Linked DNA regions of Homo sapiens: all the other regions are linked to region 2. The links are chromatin contacts, found by Hi-C or POLR2A ChIA-PET in ENCODE. All regions are on one chromosome and are shown on one strand. The core of a region is the stretch at or near the end of the contact, and the rest is flanking DNA. Distances in the headings are between cores, read along the strand shown. Region 1 holds the start of STRAP (serine/threonine kinase receptor associated protein). Region 2 holds the start of PRH1-TAS2R14 (PRH1-TAS2R14 readthrough). Region 3 holds the start of ATF7IP (activating transcription factor 7 interacting protein).

What was found. Hi-C counts contacts between places; a loop is a spot of excess contacts on that map. ChIA-PET counts read pairs that join two places held with the same protein, here RNA polymerase II (POLR2A). Pooled maps may share reads with other maps.
Region 1: a map of naive thymus-derived CD4-positive, alpha-beta T cell shows a loop between it and region 2 (9-fold over the local background). The contact joins the promoter of STRAP here to the promoter of PRH1-TAS2R14 in region 2. A Hi-C loop is called at or near these places in 2 of 168 maps with a recorded cell type or tissue (CD8-positive, alpha-beta T cell and naive thymus-derived CD4-positive, alpha-beta T cell) and 9 of 50 pooled maps.
Region 3: a loop to region 2 is called in a pooled map, with 15 times the contacts of the local background. The contact joins the promoter of ATF7IP here to the promoter of PRH1-TAS2R14 in region 2. A Hi-C loop is called at or near these places in 7 of 50 pooled maps. POLR2A ChIA-PET finds 5 or more read pairs at or near these places in 2 of 52 experiments (CD4-positive, alpha-beta T cell and H1).

Annotation. Positions count from the first base shown.
Region 1 is chr12:15,880,939-15,883,638 of GRCh38, reverse strand. It overlaps STRAP (serine/threonine kinase receptor associated protein), which reads right to left and starts at 1,252. Exons shown (of 10, transcript NM_007178.4): 1 at 820-1,252; 2 at 1-98. The coding sequence starts at 931. LOC102724146 (a long non-coding RNA gene) reads left to right here and starts at 1,341. Exons shown (of 6, transcript XR_007063230.1): 1 at 1,341-1,859; 2 at 2,440-2,532. RefSeq lists enhancers at 1,175-1,294, 1,605-1,834.
Region 2 is chr12:11,170,355-11,173,054 of GRCh38, reverse strand. It overlaps PRH1-TAS2R14 (PRH1-TAS2R14 readthrough), which reads left to right and starts at 1,444. Exons shown (of 5, transcript NM_001316893.2): 1 at 1,444-1,633. SMIM10L1 (small integral membrane protein 10 like 1) reads right to left here and starts at 1,861. Exons shown (of 1, transcript NM_001271592.2): 1 at 1-1,861. The coding sequence starts at 1,698. The coding sequence ends at 1,492. It overlaps PRH1-PRR4 (PRH1-PRR4 readthrough), which reads left to right and starts at 1,430. Exons shown (of 10, transcript NR_037918.2): 1 at 1,430-1,633. It also overlaps a transcript of PRH1 not described here.
Region 3 is chr12:14,364,391-14,367,090 of GRCh38, reverse strand. It overlaps ATF7IP (activating transcription factor 7 interacting protein), which reads right to left and starts at 1,409. Exons shown (of 15, transcript NM_018179.5): 1 at 1,264-1,409. It overlaps LOC124902884 (a long non-coding RNA gene), which reads left to right. Exons shown (of 2, transcript XR_007063220.1): 1 at 1-1,742. RefSeq lists enhancers at 1,190-1,249, 1,720-1,779, 1,011-1,828.

The DNA.
Region 1 (2,700 bases), core at 3-2,502, 4.7 Mb before region 2:
ATCCTTATTCAGTGTTGCACCCCAAACAGCACCTTTATGACCCAAAAATGTTCCAATCCAGTCTCCTGTATCTCCCTGGCGTAGCATAGGTTTACCATCTAGAAAATATTTTTTAAAACATGTAATTTATAAGTTCAGATTACTTAAAGTCTAAGATTCAAATGTAAATATACAATGATGTTCAATGACAAAGTGGAAAAATTGTTTCAGCTATTTAACTACCACCACCCACTGAAGGCACTAAGGAATGTGCAGTAATAAATTAACTGAAGAGCTGAACAGATCATTCTCTCTGAAAAGCATCTGTAATTGGCTGGGAATACTGATCTGCGTCAAAACAATCTAGATTTTAGTCTTATTTTGGACAGACATCTTAGCCTGAATCTCAGTTTCCCATTTGAAAAATGAGGCTAATACCACAAAGGAATATCCAGTGAGACAAGAGCGAACGTCTTTGTAAGGTATTGCACGGCCTGGCCTAATTTCTCCTTTCCCCAAATCCTTGAAAGCTATTTACCGTGTTGTCCCGAGAGTCTAGGCAAATGCTGACCAGCTCCTTCAAAAATAGCAATAAAAATAAAATAAGGAGAGAGGTCTTAGTTGGAGGTAATAGTTTCTACAAAAGCGTCCTCTCGGCTCCAGCTGCGGATTCCCTAACACACTCCTTTCTCCACCGGACCAGTGTTGGCTCTCATCTCAGATGTTAATATCGCCCCCTCCCCCCTCACCACACCACCGCTTCGGCACTGGAGCGTGCGGGTCCCGATCCCTTTCAGCCCAGTCCCAGCCGTCGAGGACCAGGATTGCGGCCTTGCTCACCTTTGCAAGCGCTGATTAAGAAATACCCATAAGGCGTGATGCCACTGAAGGCCAAATCAACCACGGGTCGCGTGTGGCCAGAGCAGGTGAGCGGCGTCTGTCTCATTGCCATGGCGGCGGCGAAGCCAGCGACCGGACTGGCGAGCTGAGGGTCGTCGTTGTCTTTTCTCTCTTCTGCTGCAGTGCCTCGGGCTGCTCCAGGCCCCCGCCCTGACACTAGGGCTGGGCTGGGCAACAGGAAAAGAAGGGCAATCCGGTGGCACCGAGGTTAGGGAGGGGTGAGGGAGGGGTCAGGGAGTCTGCGACCAGCAAGCAACAGTCGACGAGGGAGGGAAAGGGAGGGAGGGAGGAAAGTAGGGGATGGGGAGAAGCGGAGAACCGGGCCAGCCACGATTCACAGCGTCCACACCGGCATCGGCAGGAAGTGACGACGTAAATGACGCAGAGCACCCGCCGGAAATGACGATTGGCGGGAGGGCGGGCTCGCCGGGTAGAAGTGACTTGAAGAAAGAGCGAGAAGTATAGAAGGGCGCAGGCGCTAGTTCAGTGCTCGTGAGGTAACTGGCGCTGGCCCACGCCGACTAAGGGAGACGCTCTAGGCACCGGGATGGGGTCCCTGTCCCCGAGCTCTAGCGGGTCAGAACGCCTTCCTGGTCCGCGGCCGAGTTGAAAGTTGTTCCCACTCCCATAAGTCCAAGGACCAGCGTCAGCTGTGTACCTGCCGAGCAGCCCTACTGAGGACTGTGCTCGGCCTCTGAATATCTAGACGGACACGAGCCATACCCAGTGACGGCCCAAACCAGCGAACGCTGTCTGGCAACGTTTTTTGCAATTTGTCTTATTTAAAAACCATATACGGGCTTGGAGTGGTGGTGCCTGTGGTCCCACCTACTTGGAAGGCTGAGGTGGGAGGATAACTCGAGCCCGAGAGGTCGACACCGCAGTAAGCGGTGCTCGCGCCACCGCACTCCAGCCTGGGCAACAGAGCGAGACCATGTATTAAAAAAAAAAAAAAAATCCCCAGTCATTTCTTCCGCTGTGTAAGTTTTCCTATGTTGCTAATGTTTTAGGAGTGGATACTATATAGTTTTAAATGCGATTAAATTCAAGTTACTTTTTCCTTGGTGGACTTCGGAGAACTCTAGAGTCGTAGATCCCCAATTTTTTTGATGAAATACTCTCATCCGTAAAGTGAGCCTTCACTCATTTTATAAGCGAATGAATGCTGAATTCTATCAAAAACTTTTACACCTTTTGATATGATGTATATATGAGTGATGATTTGCAAATTACATAGATGTGCATTATAATACATGGACAAAAATAGAAATATTAAAATAATATTTAAATATAAACAAACTCTGATATTGTCTGCAGCAGGCAGCCCACTGTGGCTCTGTGAAACCACCAGAGCTGTTAATTGTTGATACTGTTTCCTAACCAGGAGAGGGCTTTTCTCTGGGCAAGTTGTATCTTTATTGATAGAATGTAAACCCAATACAACAGAGATTTTTGTGTTTTCTTTGCTACTTTATCCCCAAGGTCAAAACGTCTGGGCACATAGCAATAAATATGTAATCAACATAAATGTCTGTGAATGTTTTCTTCATCTTTTTGCAGCAAACACCGTCTACAAGATTCGAGTCAAACAACGTGAGAACTTGAAATACGTCTCCATTCTTTTTCCTTAGTACTCTCGTTCATTCACTTACGGTAAAGCACTTACTATATATGTTTTTCATTTTATCTTGTTCGACTCCTCCTTTGTGCCATCCTCTCCCTTTTGTCTCACACATACGCACCACTCACACATTTATGAACTCCTTAATGGCAATGGTTATGGCTTTGTCATTTGTACTCTAGTGCCAGAAAAGTGAATGG
Region 2 (2,700 bases), core at 195-2,694:
TTCTATATCAGATCTTGATTTAAAACTTTACCACTCTTGGTGATTTATTATTAGTTTTTTTAATCCGAAGAAAACATGTGTATACTCCTTTTTCTGCATTTTTCTATATCAGATCTTGATTGGCTCACCACCATTACACACACACACATCTCTTTTCTCCCATCCTCCCAGCGTTATAGAATCATTTGTTGTAAAATCAGTATTCAGTATTTACATAATTATGACTGACTTTACATGACTACTATTATTCACAGTTGAGGTATACCGTGTATACAGTGTAGTTTTTAAATTTTTATTTTTCTCAGCGTTCAAAATTATATGTTCTGTTTTCTTAATTTTGAAAAATATGCATTCACTAATTTATCCCCACACTCTTTGGAAAATGAAAGCTCTCTAGGCTGTATTCAAATACACCAGGTACTCTATCAATTTTCATTTTTTAAACTATTCTACCTGAGCTCTCCATCTTTAGCCATTTCCTGTTGACTTCATACTGTTCTCCCCTACCACTCTCCCTCTTTAATATATTACCGTTTTAGAAACTTTATGGCTACCCTGTAAGTAATAAAAATGTCTTTCCCCACTCAACAACAGACAGTACCTTTCAAGTTTCCACTTTATAAGGACATAACCCCCATTCCATTTACTTCCCCCGCCCTCCTTCAACATTCCCACTTGTATTTTCCGGCTGTATTTTTAAAACATGGTAAATAACATTTGCACTCCACTTTGTAACCATAATTAAGTATGCCCTTAAACAATAAAAACCATAAACAACATTTGTATTTTACGATTATTTAAATGTTATTCACTGAACAGCCAAGCTTTGTGCTACTATGGGATTTCGTTTTCTGCGGTTCCAAGTCTTGATCCACGTCCTGCCACAGGATCACTGAAGTAGAGCCCATTTTCTTACACTCTCGCCATTAGTTCAAAAGCTTGCAGCATTTTATGTCTGGTACTTGGAGGATGATTTTCCTGTACAGTTTTGCGTTTTTTTCACCGAAAATTTCTGATTATTATTGTTTTCTCTTGTGGGATGAAATATGTACCTTCTATATCACAGCCTTAATACCTTCAGCTTCTTATTCATTGAAATCTTGCTTACAATCCAGTCCGAGGATTCCCGGTTTACTGATTTTCTTTTTCCTGCAAATTTTAGCCTTCTGTTTTGTTTTGAAATAATGCATCCTCTGCGCTTTGTCACATTCTGAAATTCGTCAGGTGTTTTAGGATGCACACTTTCTTAGATGTTTTCGAGGGTCTTAACTGCAGTTCTGTTTCCGGAACAGCGTATTCTCTTTCTAGGGATTGTAGGCTCCCGGCCGCCCCCTGAGGAGCTCCGCTAGCAGCTAAGAGGGCAGCCACGAAGAGCGCCTGAGCACTCTCGCGAGACTGTGGGGCTCGCCATTGGCTGCTCCGCCGCGCCGCAACGGACCCTGGGAGTCGGCCATCATGCTGGCCCCGGAGGCCGTTAGCTTAGTCATGGCTCTAAATATGTACCTGCAATCGGATGTTGAGGATCACCGAGCCCGCGACGTAGAAGTACGGGAAGTTCATGCGCAGCTGCCAGGCCAGCTCGAAGAAGGCGAGCAGGGTGCGGGAGAGCCCCTTGCAGAAGACGCCGTACGAGGTGGGTGTCGCGGCGGGGCTTGAGGCCCTGACGGCCAAGGAGGACGGAGCCGCCGCGGGGGCCATGAGCCAGGTGTCGCCGCCCGCCCAGCGTCTGTAGCGAGGGTTGCCGCAGGGCCCGCGGACCTCCTAGCGACGGCTGGGACCGGCAGGACGGTAAGCAAAGCGGCTCCCGGGCTCACACCCAAGCTTGCCGCTGCCGCCGCTCGGTGCAGTGCGGCGCGTAGCCCCGGGCGCCGCTGGCGCTCCGCCCCTTCCTGTCTGCTTCTCACTGTGGCATTTACCATTTAGAGCTCAACTGATGGTAGGTGGCTCTGGAATAGGATGTGTTATATAGCATGTACGAACATCCATGCAGATAGTTCCACTTTAAAATGAAAAAATCTAAGCGAGATGTAACTTGCCGTAGGGCACAAAATTTGTAAGGGCCAAAGCTAGATTAAAACTTTAGTTTGTCTGCTGTGTTATGTGGGATGTTAGGAATCTTACCCTTTTGATTTCATAATATTAATATTAGGGCAAGATGATTCCTACGCCAATAAAAGCACAAGGTCTCTGTATTCATAATATACCATAGACATAAAAAGGATCACAATCTTAGTCTTTGGATTTTTCTATTTATTAGGAATATTTAAATTGCAAGTGACAGGAATGATAAACATTCAAGCAAAAAACTAGTGGACACACACGCGTATATACATAAGGACATACATACAAAATTATATTCCCAGCCATGTAAACCCTTAAAAAGTTCAGATTAGCTGTGGAAGCTTCAGCCATTTCTGCATGGAGATGCATCTGTGAAACCTGTGGCTAGGCTCCAAGAGCTGGAATACTACTCTGTACTTCCAAACTCTTTTTTTGTTGTTGTTTTTGAGACGGGAGTCTCGCTCTGTCGCCCAGGCTGGAGTGCAGTGGCGCGATCTCGGCTCACTGCAAGCTCCGCCTCCCGGGTTCACGCCATTCTCCTGCCTCAGCCTCCTGAGTAGCTGGGACTACAGGCGCCCGCCACCATGCCCGGCTAATTTTTTGTATTTTTTGGTAGAGATGGGGTTTCACCGTGTTAGC
Region 3 (2,700 bases), core at 160-2,659, 3.2 Mb before region 2:
TTTGCTTAGTAAGAAAGAATTTGCACAACGGGAGAATCATATCAAATCTTATATAACTTCCCCCAATTGTGTTACATAAGATTTAACTATAGTTGACACTACCATTTTAAACTAATCAGTAGCATATTTATAATTACCTTCCCTAAAAAACTATTAATAAAACCAGGAGCACACTTACAATTAAAAAATCAAACACAACTGTATCTTACACACATGCATACAGTACAGTGTTTAAAAGAAAAAAACAGATTTTTTTTATTAATGGTCCACTTTCTTCAAAGAGGCCTCAGGGTAATGGATGTTCTTTCTAGAATTCTTCATCAGAAAAATTTACCAAATAAATGTTATAGCTTACATATCATAGCAAACAAAAATGCTAAGAAAATGAGTTGATTAATTTCAAAAGTAACAATAATCTAGCTGAAGCAGTAATGAACAAGTCACCTAAGAAACTTAAAACATGTAAAATTCAAATGCCCAGAAACATACAAACTGATTAAAATTAAAACTTTATTTACTTAGGATCAAACATTTAAAACCAAAATAATCCTCAGATTGAGATTTCATTTTCGATTATACTGTAATTTCTTCCACTATTCCCGTTCCCCCAATATTCCCAAAACTAAAATTGTTTCTGTTTTGTAAACATTCCACACATCCATAACAGAACAGGTAAAAATAGGGTTAAAAATGTATTTGCAAATATGCAGTTCAAATAAATGCACTTCCCGTGAGAACACCACTAGGTGCTGATCTTTACCACCGTAAATATAAACCTGAATCCAGTAATACTTTAAAACTGAAATTATAATCAAGAACCACAAATGAAAATCATTTTTACAGAAAATTAAGTCCACAATTTTTCAAAAAATCGAAAAAACAGAGAAGAGCTTGAGGTCGGCCCAGGAGTACAACATTAGAGTAATGTTTTTCTTGAAAATTGTGAGAATTTAAGGTTAACACAAAGAAACCCCTCAAGAACGAGGAAAATTAAATCTAGAACCCAAATGGCGTCCAACAAGAACATTAGATCTTGAAAATGAATATTGCGCTTGCGCAGCCACCGCCCCGCCAGCTGCACAACTGCAGCTAGAGCCCGACCCCGCAAGATCACGTGCTCCCATGCAGCGCCGCCCGCAGCTCCGCAACCGCGCAGGCGCAGACACAACTCCCGCAGCCGCCATAATGCGGTCTTGACTCTTCAGAAATACAATAGTAATTTAAGAAAATGTGGTTTTAACAGCCCCTGGGATTCACATATACCTTTTGGGGCGGAAGCTGAGGGAGGGGGAACCAAGTTCCTTCCTACAGAGCCGTCCCGCGCAGCCGTCCCCGACGTTGCCGCCTCAGCTTTTCGCGCGCTTCAGTCGCCGCGCCGCCGCTGCCACCGCCGCCGCCTCCGCAGATTCAAAAACAAACCCGCTTCTCCCTTGCACGCGCCGGGGCCGTTATGCAAATTAATATGGGCGGGGCTCCGGGGGGTCGTGCTATGTACCCCGCCCACTGTGCTATCAGCCAATAAGCTCAAGGACTAGCCATTCCCCATGCAAATTCTGGTTTTTTATTTGAATGAGGGACATTGGCCCCGCCTCCTGCGTGGAAAAGAGAAGGAAGCCCGAGGTGGTGGCGCTGCGTCTCTCAGTTGCAGTGTGAGGTGTGTTTTTTGAGTGGATCTTCCTCAATCAATAAGTAGCACTTTGTGAGCGCCCTCTATGAGGCTTAGAAAAGAAAGAAGGAAGGAGGTAGGTGAGAGTTTAAAGAGCAGAGGGAAAGATTTTCATAAAAGCCAGGAGTATGTTGATTTATTCATCATTTATGTTTTAAATTCACAGAATGTACTTTGAATTGTATTAATAATGAAGGAATGAAAAAAACATACTTTCTTTCAGTTGCTTGGTAACAGAGCAAGCACTTTTTATCATACTCTCTCACCAGAAGTTGTATTCATCCCATTTATTCAATTTCATGCTGGGAGTCGGCCTTTAATGAATTCCACAGGAGGTAGTGGACAAGTCACTGCCTTACTGGTTAAGAGATCTGGGTTCAAGTTCAACTACTGCAGCTTCCTTGCCGGTTCCTCGGAATAAGTGTGTTACTCAGTTTTCTCACCTGTATAATGGCAATCATGACTATAGTTGAACTAGGTTGGAAGCACTAAATGATAGAATAAATGTACATATGTTTTGGCCAGGTGCCGTGGCTCAGGCCTGTAATCCCAGCACTTTGGAAGTCTGAGGGGGGGTGGATCACCTGAGGTCAGGAGATCAAGACCAGCCTGGCCAACATAGTGAAACCCCGTCTCTACTAAAATTACAAAAATTAGCTAGGCATGGTGGTGCGTGCCTGTAATCCCAACTACTCAGGAGGCTGAGGCAGGAGAGTTGCTTGAACTGGGACCTGGGAGGCCGAGATTGCAGTGAGCGAAGATCTCACCACTGCACTCCAGCCTGGGCTACAGAGCAAGACCCCTTATCAAAAAAAAAAAAAAAAAAAAAGAATAAAAGTACATATGTTTTGCAAGGCAAGAATAGCCTGAAAATAATATTAGATGGTACCGTGTGGTTATTGTTTTTTTATGTAACTTCTCATTATATGAATGTATTGGTTCAGTATTTATTTAGCAATCACTGTGTTGTAGATCTGTTAGGTGCCTGTCCTCAAGAAATCTGTACTCTAGTGAAGAAGACAGAAAACTGAACA